2 separate regions of the Homo sapiens genome follow, and region 2 is linked to region 1. A link is a contact called in ENCODE Hi-C or POLR2A ChIA-PET data. All regions are on one chromosome and are shown on one strand. Each heading gives the region's core, a stretch centred on a gene start or an enhancer-like site at or near the end of the contact. The rest is flanking DNA. Distances are from core to core; before and after follow the strand shown.

Region 1 (5,800 bases), core at 1,713-4,212:
ATTTTTCATGAGCACTACATGTGATTTAGAAAGTGACAGCAATATTTGGCAATTATTGAATACTTACTAAACATCAGTTACTTTGAGAAGCATTTAACATATGTAATTTAATCTTAAGCAGTTAAGTATGTCATTCCTACATGTAAAAATCTTAATACGTATCAGTTGCTCAGTTAATATTCCTGCACACCTTTATCAGTAGGCCTTCTTAGGCCTGGAAATGTGTAATATCCCTTAGAAAGATTTTCATAAAGTTGGCTTATTTCTTTAAAAAATGTCGACACTTAAAAAGGAAAACTTAAAATACGTGTTTTTGTGAAATGGTTTTACTGGTAACACTAGATAAGAAAAGTGATAATGTCTGAAATGATAGAATTTTCTTCTGATTACTTTTGTGGTTAAGTACTGTGGGTTGTTTGATACTCATGTAACTATTCGTTAGAAATCAGAAAGCTTAACCAGCTTTACAAAAAAGCTGGTTTACCGTTAAAATTAATTAGATGGATTTTCTTCTCCTAAATTTCCATATGACACCTTTTCAGACAGTTTCTTTCGTAAGACTTATTTGCCATTTAGTTAAAATTCTTCACCTATTATTAAGTAAAACCAAAAAGTAATCAATTTTATTACCATACTTTATTTGGCTCTGTTTGAGAAATAGTGTGTTTTACTAGAAGAGATTAAGAGAGGTAGAGACATGGAGATTATGAAATGTGGGATGTTTCTATTTACTTGGGAATGGATGGGAACATTTTCTTTGTACCTAGTGTATGCTACGTACTTGGTATACCTTGTTAAAATACTTTAGTACTTACTTTATGTCGTGGTAAGGGGATTAAATGGCAACCTTAATTTGTGTAAGACATTTAAGACACTCCTGGCACATAGTAAGCATTTGATACAAGAGCCATTATTTCATGCATTTCAGATATGGGATTATAATAATTTCCATCCTCTTAGAGTTTACAATCTAGGAGTTCTTACAGGGAATTTGAGGTAGCTCCTAAAAGAATCAGCAGTTTTAAATACACAGCTGGTAACAAGGGAAGCTGGTATTCTAAGTCACGTGATTTCAAAGCCTGTGGTCTTCCTCTGGTACTATAGCCCCCAAAGCAATGCTGTCCATTCTGTATTGGTACCTTCCCTTCTTAATCTTGTAGTTGACAGTGTCCCACTTCCCAACTTTGAATGTCTCTTTTCCATGGTCTCAGCATGTTGTACCCTGGGTTAGGAATGATGTGTGACCAGAGGTGATTCAACTTGACCTGCTGGGCTCCGTGACTTAGGCATTGCTGGTGCAGAGATGACGATTGTGCAAACCTGATGGACTCATGGAATCAGAGGGCACCTTGATCTGCCTGCAGTGGGTGAGGCATAGTATGTATTAGATCAGGTAAAGGAGGCCCTTCATCTGAGGAAGGGGCCCAGGTTTCTACTTAGAAAAGAAAGGCATTGTATTTCATGCTTTACTCTCTCGCTCTAATCATCAGTGTGACAGATAAAGGGAGCAGCATGGCCGAGTAGTGAGACAGGTAGGAAGAGTGAGCCTTGAACATGTGTTCATGAATTCTCAGGGGCTTGGTATACTTGTAGCAAAGTGTTTGAGGAGAGGCTCTGTGAGGGAGATGATGCTGGAGGGGTCAGTGAGGGCTAGGTTTGTTGGGGGCTTTGTGTGCTGTGTGTTGAAGGGACATGCTCAGGCATAGGGCTTTATCAGGAGAGTAGCTTGATCAGATTGTATTTTGGAGACTCTGTGCTTCCCAGTGTGTGGAGGCCAGCTTAGAAGCCTGGAGTCCCAACTTAATTGATGACTTTGGAGAAAAACAAGAGAACTGAGGATAATAAATAACCAAGAAAGCTAGGTGAATAACTGTAAGATATAGGTGAGAGCAGAAGTCAGATCTTCAGATTTTAATGACAGAATGTCACCTTTTCAATCAGCAACAAAGTAGCCGAGTATAATCTTCAACCATCTGCTCTCTGGGAGAGGAGAGAGGAGAGGGGAAGGAGCGAGGAATGAGGAGCCAGAGAGATTGATTTTAGCTAATCACTTCTAACTCTTTCATTAAATTTTTATGGAGAATTAATACAGGCTGGGCGCAGTGGCTCGTGCTGGTAATCCCAGCACTTTGGGAGGCTGAAGTGGGAGGATAGCTTAAGCCCAGGAGTTCAGGACCAGCCTATGCGATGTGGTGAGACCCTGTCTTTACAAAAAAAAAAAAAAAAAAAAAAAAAAAAAAAAGAAAAAATTAGCCAGGCATGGTGGCGTGCATTTATAGTCCCAGCTATTTGGGAGGCTGAGACAGGAGGGTTGCTCAAGCCTGGAAGATCGAAGCTGCAGTGAGCCATGGTCGCACCACTGTACTCCAGCCTGGGTGACAGGGCCCAACACCCTGTCTCCAAAAAAAAAAAAAAAAAAAAATCCTTACATGTCTGCATTTTAGCCAAATATATGGTTTTGTTAGCAAAAGAGAGAATGTCTCTTTAAGTATTGACCTAATTAATAATTCTACCACTTCCAGAGAGTTGTGAAACATTTTTCAGAGGTAGAGACACTCTCGCTTGCTCTTTCTCGCTCTCTCTCTCTTGCTCTCTCGCTCTTGCTCTCCCTCGCACCCTCTCCCCCTCTCCCCCTCTCTCCCATCTCTCTCTCTCTCCCTCTCTTTTGCTCTCACTCTCTGTGTGTGTGTGCGCACATGTGTTTGAAAGCCAGCACCATCTGAACAATTTAGCTTTGCTGGACAAAAATAGACTTGAGAGGGAGAATTGTACATTGAAACAAGAAGAACTTACACTCTTACAATTTTTCAACACTCTCTTCCTTTTAAGGAATACTTCTCATTAAAGGGACCATACATTAAATTATATCCAAACTTGAGTAGTTTTAATTTCTTTTCTGTCTGAAATCCCTGTTAGAACAATCTCTAAAACTACTCCATAGACACAGAACTTGAGTAGATTTATTGAGCGCCATCTGCTGGCTTTGTTTTAATGGACCAAATAGGTGGTGCCTGGACATCTTTAAGAATTATCCTGTATCTTAGTGTTGCAAAATTATGAAGCTGGAAGACAGTATGAATTTGGGCTATGACTGGTAGTAGTATTTAAAATAATAGTTTTGTGTTGGCATTGAGAAAGGGGTATGGTTTTGGCAGGAGAATACACACAACCTGATTAAAAAAGAAGACAGGTTATAGGGATTTCATTGGCCAGTATCTTTATTGGGCAAAAGATTAGCCTAGTTTAAATAAAAAGTAACCTTAAATGCCAAATAAAATTCTTTAATATTTTCTAACAGTGAAGTCAACCTAAGTCTTTATCTGGAATGACTTTATGTAAAAGTCGATAAATTTCTTGGTGGATTTCTATTCGTGTTGCATGAGATACTTTGAGGTGTCTTTTAAAGAAAGATTTATAAAAATGGCTTTGTTGGCTAGTTTCAAGAATGCGTTTTATTTTGAGGGATGTGGATACTATCTTAGTATTTTCCTGCTGAGACAGATATAGGAAAAGCCCCTAGGTTAAATAAATAAGGGTGAAGCTGTTAGGTGCTCTTCTTGTCATTAGTCTTTTTGAATTTTAGTTATATTTTAAGTGACTTCTTAAGGGCAACTGAGCTAAAAATTTGGCATACCCAGACCATTAGACTCTAGATCTTTTAATTAATTTCTCATCCAGTCATCTTAAGTATTTAAGATGAATTGTAGAAAGATTGTCAGGCCGGGCGTGGTGGCTCATGCCTATAATCCCAGGACTTTGGGAGACCGAGGAGGTGGGCGGATCACTTGAGGTCAGGAGTTCAAGACCAGTCTGGCCAACATGGTGAAACTCCGTCTCTACTAATACAGAAAAATTAGCCGGGCACCTGTAATCCCAGCCACTGGGAAGACTGAGGCAGGAGAATTGCTTGAACCCATGAAGTGGAGGTTGCAGTGAGCTGAGATTGTGCCACTGCACTCCAGCCTGGGCAACAGAGCGGGACTCCATCTCAAAAACAACAAAAAAAGAAAGATTGTTTACAGAAAGAGAGACCAGAAAGGAATTCGTGCATTCATTTGGCCAACATTTATTGAGCACCTAGAACAACGAGACATACCTTTAGGCAATGATGTAGCATTGAATAAAACAAATATGGTCCCACCTCTCAGGAAGCTTACGTAACAGTTGGGAGGAAAGGGGAACTCAGATAAATACATAAATACATGCTTTTAGAATTTTATATATACATATAGGTATAATATATAATGTATTAAATAGACATACATGAATAAATACGTGTCAGAAAGTAAATGATGCTATGGAAAAAATAAAGCAGGGCAAGATAGATAAGGAGAGTTAGGGTAGGAGAGCTCATACTTCATTGAGGATGGTCAGGGATGACCTCACTGCTAAGGGGACATATGAAGACCAATGGTTATTAGTGTTATATAAAACAGTTGTTTATGATCGTCTTGCCTGACCTTCACCAACCATGTACAGAAAGCACATGGGACAGATGATGTTATTAATCGTTTCATGGGCCCCCTTGGTCTAGAATATAAAGGCTGATCCTTGGCACTGCTTTATGCCCATGTTCCCTATGCTGAAGCCATGGTCCGTTAGTCCTTGAATACACCGTGTTTGTTCAGTTCTGTGCCTTCGTACATACTCTCCCCTCCTTGGAGTGACTTTATCTCTTGTCTTCCTAGTCAGCTCTTACATGGCTTTTGAAATTCATAAATTTTACTTTCTCTGGGTAGCCTTTGTAGTCTCCTCTGGCAAATTTTCTTCCTTCTCTTTCTTTATCTTCTGTTAGGCCATAGCACTTTTGAAATGTTTCTATTTATAGCACCTGTTATATCACTGTAACTGTATGTTGGCATGAGTTTCTTCTACTAAATCAGGGGGTCTTAATCTGTTTTTTGTTGATGTCTTTGGGGGTGTGTGAACTGCTGGAAAACTGTACTAAAAGGTTATATTAGACTAGTGGTTGGCAAGCTACAGCCTGTGAACCAAATCTAGCCTGCTGCCTGTTTTTGTAAATAAAGTTTTGTTGAAACACAGTCACTCCCATTTCTTTATGTATTGTCTATGGCTCCTTTTGTGCTACCAAAAAAAAAAAAAACATAAGAAACGAGTAGTTGCAGTAGTAACCATATTTCCCACAAAGCCGAAAATATTTACCATCTGAGTCTTCACAGATAAAGTTTGCCAATCCTGATATTAGATGAAATGGGGATTAAAAAGGAAACATTTGGTGTTGTATGGCATGAAGCTGACTGCCTTTTCCTTGTGTCTAGAAACCACAGCAAAGACAGAACAAGTCACCTAACTTCAAGTTTCTCTTTGCCCCAAGACAGAGGGCATGACATTCTTTTAGTCAACCAATTTGGATGTCACCAACACCTGATGACAGGTGGTGGTCGTGTGGCCAAGAATGGGAGCTTCTGGGGACTGGTGTAATCAGCTTGCTTCCTTTAGAACTGACATCCCCAAAGCAGCGGCAAGTGGGAGTAGGATATGATGGCAGTAGCACCTAATCACCCTCCTCCACTCCCACACATCAGACTGGTGGTGCTCCCTGGGCACAGGTGGGCACCTGCTGGAAAAGTTTTCAGTGTGCTTCTTCTGAGACTTGCCCATGAGGGCGTGGCAGGAATGGGGGCCATGGATCCTGGCAAGGATATATTCCTAAACTGTCCTTGATGGTGTAGGTCCCTCCTCCTTTTCTCTGTGGCATTTTGCTTTGTCCATTTGATGCCATATCTTTACAGATGGGTTTCAGCAAGATATTCTCAAAGCATTTCAAGCAGGAATGAGC
Region 2 (5,800 bases), core at 1,877-4,376, 50 kb after region 1:
TTATTAATATCTGCCTGTTCTGTTTTGAAAGTTTAACCTTATAGTAGGAGAACAGTTTCTCAGCATTACCAACTTCTAGATTGTTCTTGATTCATTAAACAGCATATACAACTTGTCCTGGCACATCAGTAAGACCTCTATCTAGTTGAACTACAGACAGTTATAATTCAGGGAAGTTTTTCAGTAACATGTTCTAGAAGGAATTTTGTGTTAGGATTCTGGATTTAATGAATCACAAAAATCTTTTAGCTGCTGAAATTGGTTATCATTGTATAATAATCATTTTGACAAGGTTTTGTTTAAATCTTTAATGTCCATAGACATAAATAAGGCGCAGTATTCTTAAGTATTCTTCTTAAAGCCTATTTTGTTTTATTAATGAAAACAAAATGTATTTGAGGTACCTGATATTTTTCCTAACACTTTTAAAAATACATTTATATCAGGATTGAGGATAATTTATCATCGTTTTTTTGGCCTTTTTTTTTTTTTTTTTGAGACGGAGTCTCGTTCTGTCACCCAGGCTGAAGTGCAGTGGTGCGATCTCAGCTCACTGCAACCTCCGCCTCCCGGGTTCAAGTGATTCTTTTGCCTCAGCCTCCTGAGTGGCTGGAACTACAGGCGTGTGCCACCATGCCCGGCTAATTTTTTTGTATGTTTTTTCACCGTGTTAGCCAGGATGGATTTATCATAGTTTTTATACATGATTTTGGCCATTTTTTCTTACAAAATTTGGAGATGGCAATGTTGACATTCTGCTCTTAATTTTATTCTTATGTGAATGATTTTCAAATTGAACTTACCCTAGAAAGACACATGGCCTAAATGGAATATCTACAATTTAAAAAATTGTTTTATTTAATGTTTAGTGTTCTGAACACTAGTTAATAAAAAGTTAAATCTAGAGTTTTAATATAATCTAACATCTGTAATTCTTTTTTTTTTTTTTTTTTGGAGACGGAGTTTCGCTCTTTTTGCCCAATTTGGAGTGCAATGGCGCGATCTCAGCTCACTGCAACCTCCACCTCCCAGATGCAAACAATTCTCCTGCCTTGGCCTCCTGAGTAGCTGGGATTACGGGCACTCGCCACCATGCCCAGCCAATTTTTTGTAGTTTTAGTAGAAACAGGGTTTCACCATATTAACCAGGCTGGTCTTGAACTCCTGACCTCAGGTGATCCGCCTGCCTCGGCCTCCCAAAGTGCTGGGATTACAGGCATGAGCCACCGTGCCTGGCCTAACATCTGTAATTCTTATACCATTTAAATTTTAATAAATATTTGTTGGCTTAATAAAGATAAAATGTTCTTCCTAAGGTTATCTAGCCGGTGCACTATCTCTTAATATTCATTTTAACTGTCAAACTATTTATCCATTTGAAAACTCTTTAGTTGTTTTTGCATATGACATTAACAGTTTCTATAGTCACTGATTATTGTACCATTTTATTCTTATAGTACATATTTTATGCTTTAACTGGCCAATAGAATTTCTGCATAAAAAGCACATAAGGAGATTTGTACTTTAAATCAGGGGTCCCCACCGCCTAGGCTACAGACTGGTACTGGTCCATGGACTGTTAGGACCCAGGTTGCACAGCAAGAGGTGAGTGTCAGGCGGGCGAGCGAGCATTACCACCTGAGCTTGCCTACTGTCCAGTCAGTGGTGACATTAGATTCTCATAGGAGTGGAAACCGTATCGTGAACTGCATATGTGAGGGATCTAGGTTGCATGCTTCTTATGAGAATCTAATGCCTGATGATCTGAGGTGGAACAGTTTCATCCCAGAACCATTCCATACCCCGCCCCCTCATCTGTGGAAAAATTGCCTTCCGTGAAACTGGTCCTTGGTGCGAAAAATGCTGGGGACCGCTGGTTTAGATTATGTAGAGAATGCTTACATAGTACTCTTTATTTTAATAGTATTTCTTGTATTGGTGGTGCTGCCTCACTGATAGTGATGGTAGCCCTGTAATCACTTAATCCTTGTTCAGCAGGCATCCATCTCTTTGGCCTTAAAAATGGCAAAGCTGAACTTGGTGTGTCCCTATTGTTTAACATCTCTTATAGGCCTCAGTTTCTTCATCTACAAAATAGGGAAAAATAATATGTACCTCATAGATCTGTTAGGATTAAACAAGAACATGTTTATAAAGTTCTTAGGAGCTTAGATATCTCTTTATTTGGAGAGCTAGGAAGGACAATTCATTGGAAATATTTCAGGTGCGTATGAATATGATATCTCTTTTAACCACCATTCAGTTTCTGACTTACTGTTTCCTAGTCAGCCTCACCCCACAATTGTAACTATCTCTTAACCTAGTGGGGAAACCAAGCCCCATTTTCCTTACAGAATTTTGGAGGGTAAATTGTGGTAGGTGTTGTAGGGGTAGTTGCTTGACACTTACCCCACAAGCAGGCTTCCCTTACTTTTTTTTCTTTTTTTTTTAAGTCTAATACTCAGAAGTTGCCTTCTTTTTTGGTTCATTAGAATTATACCAGCCCTCTAGCATACCACACAGTCACAATATATCAATCGTTTCGGGTGTCCAGACAGCTAACATTTTGAATTCACATTCATTTAATCCTCATGACAGATTTAGTATTTTCACTTTACAGATGAGGAAATTGAAGCGCAGAGAAATTTAAGTAGTCCAAGATCACAAAGATGGTAAGGTGAGAGTAAGGAATCAAACCAACTCTGTCTGACTTTCCAGCTTATGCTCTAACAATTACCTTATAAAACTTTTTTTGTTTAAAAGCACAAAATTTAGAGCAAATTACTCATAGACAGTAGTTGCTTCAAGGATGTGCCTTCTTTTTCTTTGCACTCTCCTTATGCTAATTATTAAGGCGAGAGTGGCAGTTCTATGTTCCCTCCCCCCCAAAAAAAGGAAGGAAAAGAGGAAAACTAAGTTTCAGTGCTAAAATATCTTGTGGCCCTGGGTATGCAGGATTGCATATCTGACCATAACTAGCCTAGCAGCGAGTTCCCTACGGATAGCTAAAATACATCATTTTGAGGTGGATTAGCTACCCCCCACCCCCTACCCCTTTCTGGCATTTAGCTTCTCCAGCTCCATTTGAGTAGAGTTGTGGTTGGGTTTGTAGAACTCATTAAGGTTGGACACTATTATGGTGATGTGGTTTTGAGAAGATATTGCAATAGCCCTCAGAAAAGGAACTAGATGCTGCAGTTCCTTGTCAGAAGTAAACTTGGAGCGAAACACGCCTTTAGGAGGGGTAACCAGGCTGCTTTCCTCTATTTTTAAAGCTGTAGTATGAAGCCAAAACTAAAAGAGGATGGGCTTGCGATATTCGGGGTGCTTGGGCAGCCATGTGTGAGTATCAGCTTCCAGACCAATGCTTTGTTAATCTTCATTGTTTATTCTCTGACATTTTCTCTGGCTTTTTGCTGTAACTCAACCTGAAGCATCATTGAACTTCCCTGAAGGACTTGTGTTGTTAGGATCAGAAAAGTGTTCTTCTCTGCAGTTAAGTTAATTTGACTGGGTTTTCTATGTATGTTAGCATAAAACCCCATTGTTTTCTTGCGCATGCTAGGCAAGGTAAGAAGGCAGAGACTGATTGGTTGTTGATTATTGCATGGCAGGTAGAATGCTAGAAAATTAGTTGAAACTCATCCTGGGCTTATTGAATTTTGTTGTATCATATACATAAACTGTGGACACTTGGTTTGGATGCTGTAACCTTATCTCTGAGAAATGGCTTCTAATTTGTGTTATTTTGCATTTGAAAAACTTGCTATGGATTTTATAAAACTTATAACAAAAACCCTAATATACTTTATTAGCTTCTGATAAATATTACATCAGACATCCAGTTAGTATAATTTGAATGTGGTTTGAAACTTTTTTAGAGGTAGGTTTCGTTGTGGGTAGTGGAAGGAGGCACATAAGTTTTAGAGTTAGCTCTGAGTACAGATTGTGGCCGTTTCACTTACAGCTGTGAATTCTTGGGGAAATTATTCATTAAGTCTCAGTTTCCACACATGCAACATGGAAATACACTGATACCTGCCTCAGAGTTTTTGTGAGGATTAAAAGTAAATAATAAACCAACAACATAGTCATTTTATTATCGCTATCAAATATGTACCGTACATAATTTTATGTGCTATACTTTTATATGACTGGCAGCACAGTAGGTTTGCTTTCACCAGTATCACTGCAGATATGCAGTGCATTACAACATTATGACAGCCGTAACATCATTGAGTGATAGGAATTTTCCAGCTGCATTATAATCTTACTGGACCATCATTCCATATATGGTCTATCATAGACTGAAACATGGCTAAGTGGCACATGACTGTAGTAAATATTGTTAGCATCCTTCTTTTGTTTTGTCATTTTTGCCTTCCTCCCCCTAGTGTTTTCTCACCCCTCCAAGAATAAAATCCTAGTTCCTACCAGGACTCACAAAGCTCTGTGAAATCTGAACCTGGTGCAACTCTTGAGACTTCATTTCATAACATTTTTCTCATTCCCATAGCTCTGTCTGCACAGCTACACTGGCTGTAACCTCCCTGGCCAGCTCATTGCCACCTCAGGATCTTTGTACTTGCTGTACACATTGCCTGATGTTCTTGTTCCCTAACTCTGCATGCTGGCTCTTTCATACCACTCAGGTCAGTTGTTAGGTCACCTCCTCAGAAAGCTCTTCAGAAGAAGCCGCCATTTCCAGTCGAAGACATTTTCTACCATAAGCACCTGTTTTATTTTCCTTAAGTGAAGATTTGGATTTGCGTTTTAGAATACATACAGAGTAAATAAAAATTCTCTACACAATTTTGCTGTAAACGTCTTCTGGGATTTTTGTGTATACACTTCCTTTTAGAGAATATGTGCATTTGAAGTGGTTTTGTTGTTTAAGGTGTGAGTGTTCAGTCGAATACCTCTTAGTGCCATTTTAAAATGTGATCTAAAGAAACATTTTGCTTTTATCTTTTCTTTCTGCTCATTAATCCACATAAATTACTACACTAAATTGATTTAGAATAAACAGATTGCTTGGAATTAATTTTAAAATTTATTTTTTAGCCCTCATTTCAGCCCTTAGCTCTGTGAAGCCTTGGTTGATTTGCCTAAACGCTATCTATCTGCAGAACCTTGGCCTTGTTACTTGGAAGATTAAATAAGATATTTATGATGAAAATGCTCTGAAAAACTGAATACAGCTTTTTACAATCGTTTTATATTTATTATGTACTGTGATTTGTTCCTGATATTTCACATTTGATTCAGGGAAATCATTTCAACAAATTATAGAGCTTCTTTTGTTGTCGTTTTTGTTAGGTGTGGTTTTTTTTGTGTTTTGTTGTTTGTTTTGAGATAAGGTCTCATTCTGTTGCCCAGGTTGGAGTGCAGTGGCCCAGTCATGGCTCACTGTAGCCTCGACATCCTACCTCAACTTCCGCAGTAGCTGAGACTACAGGCACGCACCACCACTAACTAACGCACCTGGCTAACTTTTGAAAATTTTGTGTAGAGATGAGGTCTTGTATGTTGCCCAGGCTGATCTCAAACTCCTGGACTCAAGTGATTTGCCTGCCTCAGCCTCCTAAAATGCTGGATTACAGGCATGAGCCCCCATGCCCACACGACAGAACCTCTTTAGAACATGACTGTTAAAGCTGATATTTGGATACTTTTGATTTTAATAGCAATAACAACAATAATAAAGACTGGGTGGGACTGAACTTTTAAAATACTCTTGCTATTGTTCAGTTGGTTTTCAGCTTTGCTCAGGCCTATATGAAGTTTACCTTTGGGAGAA

What was found. Hi-C counts contacts between places; a loop is a spot of excess contacts on that map. ChIA-PET counts read pairs that join two places held with the same protein, here RNA polymerase II (POLR2A). Pooled maps may share reads with other maps.
Region 2: a loop to region 1 is called in a pooled map, with 2.0 times the contacts of the local background. The contact joins two enhancer-like sites. A Hi-C loop is called at or near these places in 5 of 168 maps with a recorded cell type or tissue (B cell, Calu3, GM23248 and 2 more), 1 of 37 single-sample maps with no recorded cell type and 6 of 50 pooled maps. POLR2A ChIA-PET finds 5 or more read pairs at or near these places in 5 of 52 experiments (CD4-positive, alpha-beta T cell, Caco-2, OCI-LY7 and 2 more).

The regions. Positions count from the first base shown.
Region 1 is chr15:85,502,294-85,508,093 of GRCh38, forward strand. All of the region lies in intron 2 of AKAP13 (A-kinase anchoring protein 13), which reads left to right. Among named protein-coding and RNA genes, the nearest start is that of AKAP13, 120 kb to the left of the region's middle. Within about 2 kb of position 2,963, at least 5 of the 41 ENCODE cell types and tissues checked have a DNase peak (open chromatin) inside an H3K27ac peak, as active enhancers do.
Region 2 is chr15:85,552,150-85,557,949 of GRCh38, forward strand. All of the region lies in intron 5 of AKAP13 (A-kinase anchoring protein 13), which reads left to right. Among named protein-coding and RNA genes, the nearest start is that of AKAP13, 170 kb to the left of the region's middle. Within about 2 kb of position 3,127, at least 4 of the 41 ENCODE cell types and tissues checked have a DNase peak (open chromatin) inside an H3K27ac peak, as active enhancers do.